2 separate regions of the Homo sapiens genome follow, and region 1 is linked to region 2. The links are chromatin loops, found by intact Hi-C in ENCODE. Cell type or tissue: psoas muscle. All regions are shown on one strand.

Region 1 (8,000 bases), 690 kb after region 2:
TAGATCTTAATTTAACAAACTAAAACATGGTCTCTTAAGAAAGTTTGAACACTGATAATTGATATTAAGAAATTATATGAGATAATGAAATTAAGATTATATTTTTAGAAATAATATTTTTGTTTAGAAACATATATTAAATACTTATGAATAAAATGATATGATGATTAGGATTTCCTTGGAGATAATTGTGGGAAGTTGGGTGTGGATACAGATGAAATCAAATTGACCTTCAACTTGGGTAGGACAGCTGGTCTTCTTTCCCTCTCCATGTAGCCTCAGAATTTTCCACTCCATGTGGTCTTTCCATGTGGTCTTTTTAGCAGCACAGCTGTGCTTTATATATGAAGTTCTCCCAAGAGCACAAAACTGGAAACTGCCAGACCCTTTCAAGGCTTAGGCACAGAACGGACACAGTGTCACTTCCTTTGCATTATACTGGTTAAAGGGAGACACAGGGCCATCCTAGATCAATGCAGCAGGGAACTACACATGGTGTGAATACTGGAAGGCATGACTCGTGGGGCAAATTTGTGGGGACTGGTAATTCATACCATATCTGAGTTTTAAAGCTAAGATGTCTTCTTTTCCATAACTGAGGACTGCTGTATGCCAGCCATTTGCAGTAGGTGGGGAGAGAGGCCCTGGTCATTCTCTTCCCCTACTTGGCATTTGTCCTCTTCCTCCAGCTTGTATTTCTGGCCCAGCTAGTGCCAAAGCAGGGGGAAGCTGGAGCAGTAAAGAAGTGGGAATTTTTACTGAAATGGTGTTATTATAATATAGCTTCACTCTCTGAATTTGGCAAATGTTTGGAGCTGATTCCTTCTCTTGTGATGGGATGGGTAGCTGGATTGGTGCTTTTATGTGTTCTTTTGAGATCTCCCTCCAAGTCACTGAGAACTTTTTATTGTACTTTCCATAGCATGGACATTTTCCTATGGCTCACCGCTCCCCTAAAAGCTCAGGTTTTATCTCAACTATTCAATTAAAGACTTTCTGCTGGAACTCCCTCACTTCTCACTTCCCACCCACCCAAAGCCATCATCTTGAGCAAAATTTAGAATAACTCCAAGCCAGATACATCATATTCCCAATTGGACACAATATTCATATATCCTTGACTCAATAATCTCTGAGGATGGACGACGATCTCAATGCGATGGCATTTTCTTTGTTGGTACCATCAGAAAAGCTGGCCAGCTATGCCAGATTTTAGATTTTTCAGGGGCAGTTGGACACCAGACCATGTTGTCCCCGACCAGAGACATGGAATTTAACAAGTTCTTCAGGTGAATTCATTGAAAATCTTTACTTCTGGTGGGGAAAACACCCCAAACCTACCTCCTTGGATAGACAGGAAGGGCTTACATCTCATCTCTCTCCAAATCTTTTCCTGGGTACCACTCTCAACCTCTTTAGCCCCTCAGTTCTGGTGAGGGAATAAGAATTGTGTCCTGAGTTTTCAGCTACCTCCGTTTTGCAAGTTTCTGAGTGTGGCTCACCTCACCTTGGTATCTATTGGTACCTTGCTGTCTCAATCATGAATTTTAATCTCATATCCTATGATAAGTGATCTGTATGCCCAAGCTGAATTCACAGCCCTATTTCCAAATAAAATGTTTGTTTTTCACTCCTTTTCAAATGCTCCTAAAGCTTTTCTTACTCTAGTACTTTGAGATAAGTATATGGAAAGCCTAGCTATTGAGGTAACAGAAAACGTGCATTTTGTTTTAAAAATAAGTCATATTACAAAATCCTCCTACTTCTTTACTCAAAGGAAAAATTAAATACGGACAAATGCCCTTTTATCCCTCCACTCTATAAAACTACTCACATACTTATAGTCTAGGAAACAGGCCACTTCATTGACATAGATGATCAGAAATTGTGGGCCCATCTTGGTAACCATAGGAGCAGGCAGCTGATGACATCAGAGGCCTGCATTGCGGCTTCTGATTGCTCAGAGTTGCTATGCTGAAGGAAATCAGAAGGTGATGTAAGGAAAACACCATATTAAATACATTTCATTCCATTTGAGAGGCACTTGGAAATGATTTCTAAAATTCTCTAAATTCCTGCAGCCATTTTTAAACCTTCCATTTGAATAAAATGTATATTGCAAAAAGAACTTAAGACAATTTGAAAATAAGAATGCAGACTTCATTTAGCATATATATACACACAAACACATATTATATATATATTTACTGGTTATGAGTTTTGACTGTTAGTTTGACTATAAAAGCACCTAGCTACAGAATGGTTATGCCATGACCCCAGACTAAGTCACACTTGTATTAAAAGTCATTTTAATATAAACAAAAGTTGGATGCAGTAATTATGCTGGCTTGGTGTTTGGTTTTATTTCTTTTATTTTTATTTTTTGAGACGGAGTTTCACTCTTGTTGCCCAGGCTGGAATGCAATGGTGCGGTCTCGGCTCACTGAAACCTCCGCCTCCAGGGTTCAAGCGATTCTCCTGCCTCAGCCTCCCGAGTAGCTGGGATTACCAGCATGTGCCACCATGTCCAGCTAATTTTGTATTTTTAGTAGAGATGGAGTTTCTCCATGTTGGTCACGCTGGTCTCAAACTCCTGACTTCAGGTGATCCACCCGCCTCAGCCTGCCAAAGTGCTAGGATTACAGGCGTGAGCCACCACACCCGGCTGGTGTTTGGTTTTTGTATGAACTCCACTTTTCCCAGTGCCCCACCTTCCTTTCAGCTACTTTCCAGGTTTCTCAGGTTACCTTCTCACTGCTGTTCCACCTCATCGTTTTCAGTTTCAGTCATCACTTTTCAGGTATTTTCTAAACTGTACAGTTTTTCTAGCTGCATTGATAAAAGAGGGGGTCACAACAGAAGGTGAATGGTCCAGCCCTTATGAACCCTTGATGTCCCAGTAGACATTGTTCCATGAATAATAGGGGAGGCCTAATAATCCTCTTGAAGAAAAATTCATGTCACATAGAATGTGCAAAAATGAGCAACATCTACAAAGAACGATCATTTAGGAGGCATTTAATACATGCGATGGCTTGATTCAAAGCCTATTTCTAGCCCAGGGGGTAATCCAAGCCTCAGCCTTGGTTTCATGGCTGCACAGGTTGTGTACTGTAGAATTCCAGGCTTCCAGGGGTGCATTGACAATGAAAAGCTCAATAATGCAGTGCCCATGTCATGTCTCTCTAGGAGACAATGGCTTAGTTGGAGATAGTAGGCTTCTGATTTAGAATTGATGATTTCTTAACCTATTATGTTACCCCTGGGTATACTGGGTGCAGGAACTTCCTCACAGATAGATGAAGGAGGGACCAAATAAATGTTGCACCTAGTGCATCAGTAGGACTGGATTTAGAGGGAAAGAAATGTGCACAAAAAAATCCAGTATGGAAATCTTTAAAGCAACTCCTTAAAATAGTATTTGCAAATTCAAAAACAATCCATTCAAAGACAAAATTATATTTTAAAACTCACTTTTATCGAATGGAAAAAAAAATGTACACTGGAATTGTGAAAAATAAATTGCATCTGAAAATGGGTTACCGTACATAATGAAACATTGTTACAAAGAGTATGAGGATGCTTGCTCTGATTACAGTGACTCCTGTAACAACGTGGCAAGTGAAAATACTGTATTATTTAGTAGTGAAGCCCTCCCCCTAGTGGAAATAGGTAGGAATTTTAAGAAAAAGGGTTAACACTTTTAAATACATTTTATTTCCTCTTAATATTTACAGAATTAAAGAAAAGAGGTGGAGAATAGCTGTAGTGTGGTATAAAGACTTTTCTTACAGGGCTTTTAGGCCATTATAAGAGCTGAGATGTAAAACTATTTTAGAGTTTTGAGTAGAGCAGCTGGTATGGTCTGAATGTTTGCATTCCCTCCCAAATTTATATGTTTTATTTTAATCACCAAGGTGATGGTATTAGAAAGTGAGGCCTTTTGGAGATGATTATGTCATGAGAAATCTGATCCAATGAATGGGATTAGTGCCCTTAAAAAAGAGGCCCCAGAGAGCTGCCTTGCCCTTTCCACCGTGTAAAGACACAGCAAGAAGGTTGTTTATGAGCATGGGTCCTTATCACACACAGAATCTACCAATTCCTTGATCTTGGACTTCCCAGCCTCTGCAACCATGAGATATAAATTTCTAATGTTCATAAGCTACCGAATCTAAGGTGTTATGTTATAGCAGTGCCAATGAACTAAGCAGGGGTTCTCAACCCTCGGCTGAGACTACTGACATTTTCAGTTAACAAATTCTTTATTGCATAGGGCTGTTTCGTGCATTGTCGAATATTTGGCAGCATCCCTGGCATCCACTCACTTGATGCTAGTAGCAACCTCTCCCCAACCCCACCAGTGTGATAATCAAAAATGTCTCCGGACATTGCCAAATATCCCCAGGGGAGCAAAATCACCCTCAGTTGAGAACCACTGGAATAGAGGGATAACATGACATGACATCTTTTAATAGGATCACTCTTTGTTGAGAACAGACTGCAGACAACAGAGATACCAGTTAGGATTGGAGATGACAAAAAAAAAAAAAAAAAAAAAAAGGTCAAACTTGAAGTTAGAGCTTGCAGAACTTTTCAAAGAACAGCCATGAAGTGGGAGAAAAAGAGTCAACAATATCATCAAGGATTTTGGCCTGTAACAACTAAAATTGAGTTGCCATTATCAGAGATGGGAAGATAGCAGAGTGGCTGCCTTGGTAGTTGTTTGGACTGGGGAGTGCAGATAAAGAGTACATCATTTTGGACGTGTAAAACTTGAGAGCCTTTGTAAGACACCCAGATGGAGATACCAAGTTTCATTGAATAGAAATTCTGGAAATTAGGGGGAGAGGTCTAGGCCGTTACTGTAAGTTTGGGAGTCATTAGGCTTATAGGTAATATTAATGAGTTTACCAAGAAAGCAAAAAAAGAGCCCTGAGCAACTCCAACCATTCCATGTAAGGGATAAGAGAAGGAACCAACAAAAGAAACTGAAAAGCATCACGAAAGGTAAGGGGTTAAAAAACGAAACAAAACAAACAAACAAAAAAAACAGGCAAATGTGATGTTCTAGAAGTCATGAACCTTTGGACATTTTTTCTCTTTACACAAAATGGTTTCATCTTAGTAAGTCCCTCCCTAATGTAAACATTTGTGAATATCTATACTTTATTATACTTTCTGCAATGATTTATTTACCTAGCTGTCTCTTCTAGATTATGAGCTCCTGGGAATAAGATTTATCTTTGCATCTTTGTAGTAATTAGCATAGTGACTGGTGCATAGCAGCACATAACACATGTTCAACTGATAATTAAATTTAACAGGAAATTCACCTCCCTGAAATGAAAATGTCTATACAGTAAGATATCACTCATTGAGATTCTCAATTAAAAATTAGCAAAAACTCAGATATAATTCAAATAACTGTGACATTTAAATTATGTCGCATCAAGGATCAAGGACACAGTACCAGCATCTGCCATGTTTGATCCTACTATGAAAGGGATACCAATCCTTGCCTCGACGTCAACCAGTGTATCAGCTTTTGTTTTATATATTGGGACTCTTGATAAGATTTTATTTAAAAAAAAAAGTTTCCATGGCTGAAAACTATGATGCCATTAATCAACCCTAATAGAATTTTCATCGACTGCATCAAGGGACATGCTCCAAAGTTGAAAAGGTAGTTAGCCTTTATATTACCTTATGTATTATTTTTAATTGATTAAAAGTCATATTATAAATCTATTATTATATTATGTAAAGTGCTTTGTGTATCAATACTTTACCTTAATGTTCATTAATAACTCTGTAATTACACAGATGAGGAAACTGAAACTCAGAGATATTAAGTACACCTCCAAGACACCTAGCTAGCAAATGGCAAAGTGGGATTTGAAACCTGACATTACACTAAAAAGTCGTCTTAAATATTTAATAGTGGTCTTAAATGCCTCACATGCACAGCTATGAAATGACAACAAATAATCGCTGTTGTTGTTTTAGTGTGGAAATTGTTTTTGTTAAGTAGGGGGAGAAAGGAAGAATGGAAACAGGAACCAGAATTACATTGTGGCATGATCATAGCCATTACTCACAATGCTGCAAGAAAACATATAAAACAGAAACAAATATGTCACCTGGGAGAACTGTGAGTGGTTTTTTCTTTTTTCTCCTGATTTTTGTGCTGTGCATTTTTTTTTTCAATAAGCATGTATTGTTCAAATTGAGCGTAACTTGGCAGGCAGGGGTGATGGTGGTAGTGTTACTTGTTATTAAGAAAAAATTTACACAAAAGTTGAATATAGTATAATAAACCACCATATAACTATCACCCAGTTTCAAAAATTAACAACTCACACCCAATCCTGTTTCATTTATATTCTCGTATCTCCCTCCCTATACTATTTTGAAGCAAATACCAATCATCATACCATTTCATTATAAATATTTTAGTAGGTGTCTCTAGGACTCTAAAAAGATAGCTGCAACACCATCATCACATCTGAAAAGTTAACAGTACTTAATTCCTTAAAATCATTACATAACCAGTGTTCAAATTTTCAGTTCTCATACATGTTAAAAATTTTTAATTTCTTGATTCCAGATCCATATCAGGGTCACATATTGTGACTGGTTTATATTAAGTACCTTTTATACTATAGGTTCTCCCTCCACTGATTCCCTCTGCTTGCAACTTATTGAACAACTGTGCCAACTGTATCCTTTTGGTGTCACTCAACATGATCTTCCATCCTTTCTATTTTTGGTTAATTGGTAGATGCTTCGTCAGATTTAGGTTTGATTCTTTTTGGCAAAACTTTATAGGTAGCAGTGTATTCCTCCATCAGAAAGCACTTAAGAATGTGTTTGTGTATTGTCAGTAGCTGCTGATGACCAATCCTTAACTCCATGAGAGGTTGCAAAATAGTGATGTTGCAATTCCATCCTTCCTTTTTCATTAGAATGTTTTAAAGAGAAACTACCCCCCATCTACTACTTACCTACCCAATGGTATAGTTTGTATGGGAAATGCAGGGAATATTAAAATGATAGTTCTCAAAATGTGAGCTCTGGGCCAGAAGCAGCATTACCTGAGAACTGAGAACTGAAAATTCTTAGGCTCCATCCCAGACCCACTGAATCAGAAAACTGGGGATAAGGTCCAGCAACATGTGTTTATCATGCCCTCCAGGTAACTCTGATGTATACTAACGTTTGAGAAACAAGGGACTACACCTGAAGTCTTGAAATGCCCTTGCTAAAAGCTGTTAGCTTTTACTACACTTTATAATACCAAAGTTAGGTTCCAGATTTTTTCCCAAGCACAGTATCTGCCCACCTAGTCTACAAATGAAAGAATCACACCTTCAACTTTTAACTTATCAAACAATCTAGCATGGTACTAGTCATGTTCCAAAGCTTTCAAAAACTTAACTATAGCTTGAAATACTTGCTCAATTAGATGCAAATTTATTTCTTCCAGGAAAAATAACTATTGCACTAAAGTGGTCTGAATGGACAGACAGGAAAATAGTTTCTAATGTTTGGCCTAAACTTCTCTCATGTATCTGTTGTTTCAGGGTTTCATACTGGAAAAAGGGGGTAAAATGTAGATGAAGCTATGTAGGCTCAATAATGGTCCCCCAATATGTCCATGCCCGAACCCTTGGAACCAGTGAATACATTACCTTATATGACAATAGGGACTTTGCAGATGTGACTAGGTTAAGAACTCGAGATGGAAAAACTACGTTGTTTGTGCAGGTGGAGCCAATAATGTTCTCATAAGGTCCTTATGAGAGGGAACAGAGGGAGACACTCTGAGAAGGTATGATGACAGCAGCAGAGAGAGATTTGAGATGCTACAATTTGGGCTTTGAAGATAAAGGTCAATGAGCTCATAGCATGCAAGGAATGCAGCTCTAGAAGCTGGAAAAGGCAAGAAAACAGATTTTCCCCTACAGCCTCCAGAAAGAAGCAATCCTGCCAATACC
Region 2 (8,000 bases):
CCAGCACTCCAAGATGCTCTAGGCCCTTTCTGTATATTTCCTTTCCAGATTTAGAAACTGTATTTCTTCATCAGTATTGCTAGATTGTTTTTTTCTTTAAAAGTGTTAGATTTCAGTTTTATTAATCATCTTTTTAAAAAAACATATTGTCCCTTTTATTTGTAATTCTATTTTTATTTTAATGTTTTATTTTTTGTTTTGGTTTTGTTTTACTAATTGCTTGACTTCAACATAAAAAAAGTTTTAGAAATGTGGTTATTAATTTTCAAGTAAATATGATTGGATTCAGGTTTTTTATTTTTAACCTTCAATATTATTTCACTGAGGTCCAGATGTGCTGAATTTATTGACCTATTAAATTTTAATTGACATTTATTTTGTAGTCTTGTATTGGGAAATTCTTCTGTTTTCTATATATTTTTGGTTGTTGCAGGTTATATGATCAAAATTGTTGTTTGTTGTGCAAATTATTATAGCATTACTAGTTTTGTTCTCTGCACTATTGATTTCTGAGAAAACGGTGTTACGGGGAAAAAACAAACTTCCATCATGAGTGCAGATTTTTCAGTTTTACCTTATAACTCTCAGTCTTGGCTATGTGTCACTGTTATGTGTTTAGGTGCGTTAAGTTCATCACTGTAATGTTTTCCTAGTGAATTTTCTTTTCAATAACTATGAAATGTGCTCCTTTGATCCTATCAATACACTGGATATTAATATTGTTGCCCTAGGTTTCTTTTGTTTAATATTTGTCTGGATTGCCTGTTCCCATAAATTGACCTTTAATCAGTTAGCTTTGTTCTTAAGATTGGTTTAAAACGTAGAATAATAGGGAGGAGCATGGGAGGGTGGGACGTCTAATGTAAATCCAGCCCAGTGATTACATTAGCTGGGCGCTGATTAGGTTAGGATGTTGCCCAGGTACAAGGCCAGGATCTTCGGGGCCTGGCTTCATTTGGAGTTCAGCTACCAAAAGGAAACCTTCCTCTGGGTCCTGGAGTATTTGGCCTGAAATTGGGAACTCGGAAGTTGCTGCTCCAGGGCGCTCCCTGCGGAGCTCCGCCGCCCGCCTCTCCGCCCGGCCTTTCCCGGCGTCCCCACGCGGGGCGCAACCGCGAGAAAGAAACGCAGGTCGCACCGTCAGCGCCCAGAGCAGCGCCAGTTTCCGGGCCCGGGCTGCTCTCGGAGCCATGAGCTGCGGCCGCCCCCCTCCCGACGTGGACGGCATGATCACCCTCAAGGTGGACAACCTGACCTACCGCACCTCTCCCGACAGCTTGAGGCGCGTGTTCGAGAAGTACGGGCGCGTGGGCGACGTGTACATCCCGCGGGAGCCCCACACCAAGGCGCCCCGGGGCTTCGCTTTCGTCCGCTTTCACGACCGGCGCGACGCCCAAGACGCCGAGGCCGCCATGGACGGGGCGGAGCTGGACGGACGCGAGCTGCGGGTGCAGGTGGCGCGCTATGGCCGCCGGGACCTGCCCCGCAGCCGCCAGGGAGAGCCACGCGGCAGGTCCAGAGGCGGCGGCTACGGACGGCGGAGCCGCAGCTACGGGCGGCGGAGCCGCAGCCCCAGGCGGCGACACCGCAGCCGATCCCGGGGTCCCAGCTGCTCCAGGTCCCGCAGCCGATCTCGCTATAGGGGTTCTCGCTATAGCCGGTCTCCCTACAGCCGATCTCCTTACAGCCGGTCGCGCTACAGCCGCTCTCCCTACAGCAGATCTCGCTACAGGGAATCTCGCTACGGCGGATCTCACTACAGCTCATCTGGTTACAGTAACTCTCGCTACAGCCGATATCACAGCAGCCGGTCTCACTCGAAGTCTGGGTCCTCCACTAGCTCTCGCTCTGCATCAACCTCCAAATCGAGCTCTGCGCGACGATCCAAGTCCTCCTCGGTCTCCAGGTCTCGCTCGCGGTCCAGGTCTTCATCTATGACCAGGAGTCCTCCCCGGGTATCCAAGAGGAAATCCAAGTCAAGGTCGCGATCCAAGAGGCCCCCCAAGTCTCCTGAAGAGGAAGGACAGATGTCCTCTTAAGAAAATGATGCATCAGGAAGCAACGTGATGGAGGACTTGGGGGAAAAGGATCACATACTCAGTCTATGGAAGCAACGTCCCTGGAAGAAGAGGCTGCCTATTGAAAAGGTTGTGTCACACTTTTCTACCTTTTTGCCAGTTTGAAGCTTTGCATCAGGTGGCAAAATTCATTCTATGTGCCGTTTTGTTGTTATTCACATTTTATTGTAACTTAGGAGGTGAACGACCTAAGATTACGTTATTGGGTTTGGATATTTGAGGCAAAAATTTATTTTTATTTCTATAGTGATGACTGTTTTGGTTTGAAATGAACAGATTGGTAACCTAATTTGTGGCCTCCTGACTTTTAAGGAAACGTGTGCAGCCATTACACACAGCCTAACGCTGTCAAGACATGCTTCAACATTGCCTTCATTCCTTAAAAACCTACAAAAGGTGGTGTAAATTAATATGGATAATTTTATTTACCTCCAGGTCTAAAAGGTAGTGTGACCCAAATTTGTATAAAGATTTTTCATGTGAAAGGACTGGGGTTTTAGCAAACACAGGTCTAATCTCTTTTGTGTTTTTGTGCACCAGGCCCGGCTGCGTAGCAGTTGAGTGATGCTGGTTAGCTATTAAGGTGGCCTGTTGCAGTGCAGAGTGCTGAGCTGCTTCCTGTTTTCTTCTGATTGCTCCTGGGGAAAACACGCCTTGTCCTGAAGAACAAATGGCTGTCCAGTTTATTAAAATGCCTGTCAACTGCACTTCCAGTCACCCAGGCCTTGCAGATAAATAATGGAGCATGCAGTGAGCACATCTAGCTGACGATAATCACACCTTTTCCCCCGTCTTTTCTGAAAAATTGTAAATCTGATCATATCAACATGTATGAACTTAAAATATGGAGAATGTTATGGAAGAAATAGTTTATAAGTTTGTTAAGTACTTATAACATGGTTTATCTTTTTGATTATTAATTTTTTACGCTAACCATTGTTTCTGTAGTTAAAATTGTTTTCTTGGTGTTATCTTTTCTCAGAATAAAATTAGAAACTTTTGATGGAAAGTAGGTTGTTTTATTTTCTGTATGACTTTTGGATATTTGTACTTTTGAGAAAATTATTAGCACCAAGTGTTTCTCAAAATATAATTTTTAAAAAATCCTTAATAGGCTTTTAGCTATGTGCTTTATTGTTTTATCACAATGCAGTTTATTTGTAGTTTCTCTCTTTTTTCCTCACACCTATGGTTTTTTTACTTCCAAAATTATTTTCAAATAATCCATTTTTGGCTTTCATCATTATCCCTACTAGATGTTATGTGTTCTTTTGCAATTGTTTCTGCTTATACCTTTACTAGCAAAGGGAAAAATAACAATTTGGTGTCAATGATCTGGTGACAATAGGATTACATTGGAGCCAATTGAATAAATTTATTCTTTCAATCATATGGATCTTCATTAATATTTTTGACTGAATTATCAATTAAAAATATTTCATTCCCTTTGTGCAGAAACTGCTAAATCCAGGGTTCGATTCTTGAATGAACTGGCAAGGTGGCTGTGGTCTGTAGATATACATCCCACATTTTGTTGTTATAACAGTTAGTAGTTAGTATTGCTTTCATATATAGACTCCAGAATCTAAATTTTACGATAATGACATTTCTTCTGGTCATGACAAATGTAATATTTTACAAATATAAATCTACGTAGAATCCAAAGACACACACAGAGCAGTCCTGTCTGAGAAATAAAAAATCAGGACACCCATGGCATCGTAGTAGCCCCTCGCGTCCAGCAGGTGGCGAAGGGAGGTGAGGTATATTTATTAAATGGGACCGAGTGGGACGGGGACGGGGCAGCCCTAAGGGTAGGGAAGCATTGTCAATTTCTGGGGATAGAATGAGACCCAGGCATAGCTGGAGTTTGAAGCTTTGAAGCAAAAATATCTGTAGAACATCTTAAACGTGACCAAAATATGATGTTAAAATCAGCAACTCTTTATACGTTAAAAACTTTGAAACCTGTGGCCGGGCATGGTGGCTCGCGCCTGTAATCCCAGCACTTTGGGAGGCCAAGGCAGGTGGATCACCTGAGGTCAGGAGCTCAAGACCAGCCTGACCAACATGGTGAAACCCCGTCTCTACTAAAAATACAAAAATTAGCTGGGCATGGTGGCGCATGCCTATAATCCCAGCTACTCGGAGGCTGAGGCAGGATAATCGCTTGAAACCGGGAGACAGAGGTTGTGGTGAGCCGAGATCACGCCATTGCACTCCAGCCGGGGCAACAAGAGCAAAACTTCATCTCAAAAAAAAAAAAAAAAGAAAAAGGAAAAAAACAAACAAACAACAACTTTGAAACCTAGGAACAATTTTGGACCTGTTGGAGCAGAAATGTGTAGTTGTCATTGAAGGTGTGAACATACCCTACCTCTACTCTACATGTGGAAGACCTGACCCACAGAGGACATGAACCCATGAAGAAGAGTGATGTGACATGTTTTGCATTTTATTAGTACCATGATCTAACCAACTGAGCTAACTGGCCACACCATTTTATCCTTTATAATGATCACTATGAGGGCTGAGTGCAGAATGGAGTGTATGTGGTCAAGAGTGGAAGCTGTGAGGCTATTGCAGTAATCCAGAAAGAAAGGTGACAATGGCTTAGACTTCAGTGGTAGTGTTGGAAATGGACATAAATAGACATATTCAGGAAATATATTGATCTTAGATCTAATAAGACACGTAATAGATTAGAAGTAGGGAAATTAATGAAAAAGCAGAATTAAGGATGACTTCTCACTGGCTTGAAATGCTAAATGGATGACGGTGCTGTTTAGTGAGTTGGGGAAGACTGGGCGTGGTGATGGGTGTAGAAATTGAGAAAGGAAAATCAAGAATTTCCAGAACTTTCAGAGCAATGTTAAATACTTTCCTTGATAGTGGGTCAGTCATCATTTATAAGTGCATTTCTAAAAATATTGCTTAATTTTGTTTTTGAGCTTTGTATAAGTGGAATTTTGTGTGTACTGATTATTTTGCTCAATACTATGTCTTTAAGATTCTCTGTATTGTTGCATGTGGCTGAGTTTATTTTTGATGCTGTGTAGTGTTTTACTAATTAATAAATCATAATTCAGTTTTTACTGTTCTATTGATGGACATCTGGGTTGTTTCCTATTTTAGTTATTCTGAATAAGGAAGCAATGAATATTTTTATACATAAAACCTGATGTACACGTGTATATATATTTCAGGTATCAATCCCAAAAGTGCATTTTCTGGGTTATAGATCAAGTACATATTCAATTTTGTTAGATAATTTTCAACTATTTTCCAAAGTAGTTCTACCAATATATACTATTATCATCAATTGATGAGAATTCTACTTGCTCCACATCCTCATTAACACTTGTTAACGTCAGACCTTTTAATATTTGCAAATCTGATGGGTATATAGTGGTATTTCATTTGGTTTTAATTTTCTTTACCCTGATTACCAAAAGGTTGTAGCTTTTTATTTGTTTGTTTTTTAGCCACTTGGATATCCTCCTTTGTGAAGTGCCTTTTCAATAATTTGTCCACCTTCCTATTGGGTCACCTGTCTTTTCTTAACAATTTAAAGGTATTTTCTATGTATCTGGATCTTATTTGTCTTTATGCCCTATAAATATATTTTCCCATTCTGTGGCTTGTTTTTTAATTCACTTTATGATGTCTTTTGATGAGTTATTTTTACACTAATGTAGCTAAATTCTTCAAACATTTTGTGGTTAGTGTTTTATATGTCTTGTTTTCTAATTTGAAGCAGTAAAGATAGTTTCATATATTATTTCCTATACTCAGTATAGTATTGTCTTTCAGCATTTAGTACTTTAACACAACTGAAATTGATTTTTGTGCATGTGGTGAGGTAAAAATCTAACATAATTTTTTTCCTACTTGGATATCAATTTTTAAAGCACTATTTATTGAAAACTCCTTTCCTATCCAATCTGCCACCTCTACCATATATTAGTATCCATACTGGGTAAGTTTACTTCTGGATTCACTATTTATTTCTATTGAGATATATACATATACATATACATACTGTGTATGTGTATATATACATGTATACACATACATATACATATATAAAGATGTAGATATATATAGAAGATATAAAAGATATATAGTCTGTAATATATAACATATATATAATTTTATGTAAATAGAATATATATAAAGTCTAAAATATATTTTATTTATATTTCATATATATTATGTATACTTATATATAATATATAAATATATAATGTAATTATGTATTATATATATAGAGAGAGAGACAGGCAGAGACAGAGACAGAGAGAGACAGAATCTTGCTCTGTTGCCCAGGCTGGAGTGCAGTGGTGTGATCTTGGCTAACTGCAGCCTCGACTTTTTGGGCCCAAGTCATCATCTCACTTCAGCCTCCCAAGTAGCTGGGACTACAGGCACACACCACCACATCCAGCTAACTTTTGTATTTTTTATGGAGATGAGGTTTTGCCATGTTGCCTAGACTGGTCTTGAACTCCTGAGCTCAAGTGATCTGTCCGCCTTGGCCCCTATTAGTATGTTTTTTCCATGCCTGCACCTAATACTGTCTTAATTACTTCAGCTTTATAATAAACCTTGATATCTAATAAAGCAAGTTCTCTCATCTTGTCTTCATCAAGAGTGGCTTAGCTATTCTTGGTGTTCCTCTTCCAGGAGAAGTGGATAACAAGATGAGATACTGAAAGTTCTACCCCTTGAACGGTTTTTCCCTTCTCCAGAATTGCTCAGGGACATACTGTGTAGGTTATAATGCCACCATGACCCATGCTAATGGTTGTAGCCACTTATGCACAGCCATTTGTAACTGAGCTTGATAATTTTACTTCCTCAATCAATTGCTTACCAGAGAATTCCCTACAAGGCTATATGTGAAGACTGGAAGAGGATAGCAGAGTGGCAAGAGCAGGCATACTGGGGACTATAAGTCACCTGCTTATGTGATTTACTTGTGTCTTCAGAACATGTCCCATCTTGGTCATTTCAGTCTTATTTCTGCTTGAGGGCAGAGAGCTGGCAGGTGTGACTCACTTTGTGTCTTGTTAGGTCAGTCATCACCCAGCTCATGATGGGAGGCTCAGGTCATATGCTCACCTATGGTCAAGTTTTTTTTATCTCTGCCAGGGCCCAAGAGCAAGTGAAGAGCTTCCAATGGAGAACTGTCATTTACTCAAGAGGAGAGTTATCTACTAAATACAGCATGGATTTGCTTCAGAAACCCAGAACAGTGGTTCTCAAACAGAAATGTACATTTGAATCCTGTGGGGATCATGTTAAAATGCAGATTTCAATTCAGTGAGTTTGGTCTGGGGCCTGAGATTCTGCATGTTTAATAAAATCCCAGGTATTGTCAGGGCTGCTGGTCATGGACCATTCTTTAAGTAGCAAGGATGTAGAAAACTCCATTGTGATTCTCCTGTGGGAACTTGATATGAAACATCAGTGTTTCTCAAAGTGTCCTTCCCCTCCTTGCAACAGCAGAATCAGTATCACCTGGAAACGTGTTAGAAAATTCCAGAATTGGTGAGGCCAATTCTAGGGCCTCACTTCCCAGACCTACCAAATTAGAAACTCTAAGATAGGACTCAGCAATCTGGTTTAACAAGCTCCCCAGGTGATTCTAATATGCACTAAAGTTTGAAAACCACTGTTCTCCATAGGTTGCTGGTTCTCAACCAATTAAATCAGTATCTCTGGAAGTGGGACATAGGTATCAACACTATTTTTAAGTTCCCAAGCTGGGCGTGGTAGCGCATGCCTGTACTCCTAGCTACTCAGGAGGCTGAGGTGAGAGGATCCCTGGAGTCCAGGAGTTTAAGGCTGCAGTGAGCTATGAGTTTTGTGGGAAAATATTCTAAACCGTAACAAGGACCTATAATTACCATCTGAGAC

The links. A loop is a pair of places that touch in the nucleus more often than their neighbours do. Peaks named below come from ENCODE experiments on the same cell type or tissue, not always from the same donor. Only the 100,000 strongest peaks of a DNase experiment are listed, where the experiment ranks them.
Region 1: it touches region 2 in a loop (3-fold over the local background); 64 of 110 quality-filtered maps call a loop at or near these places.

The regions. Positions count from the first base shown.
Region 1 is chr11:95,760,824-95,768,823 of GRCh38, forward strand. No RefSeq gene overlaps it. Among named protein-coding and RNA genes, the nearest start is that of FAM76B, 25 kb to the right of the region's middle. In psoas muscle, a CTCF peak has its summit at 3,678 (motif pointing left); no DNase peak of the experiment used is centred here.
Region 2 is chr11:95,066,037-95,074,036 of GRCh38, forward strand. SRSF8 (serine and arginine rich splicing factor 8) reads left to right here and starts at 883. Exons shown (of 1, transcript NM_032102.4): 1 at 883-5,189. The coding sequence starts at 1,191. The coding sequence ends at 2,039. RefSeq lists enhancers at 707-1,464, 1,189-1,378, 1,959-2,068, 2,376-2,555, 2,566-2,625 and silencers at 859-938, 3,798-3,857. In psoas muscle, CTCF peaks have their summits at 1,109 and 3,808 (motif pointing right); DNase peaks (open chromatin) are centred at 1,125, 1,715, 2,655 and 3,845; H3K4me3 peaks cover 3,968 bases; H3K27ac peaks cover 3,471 bases.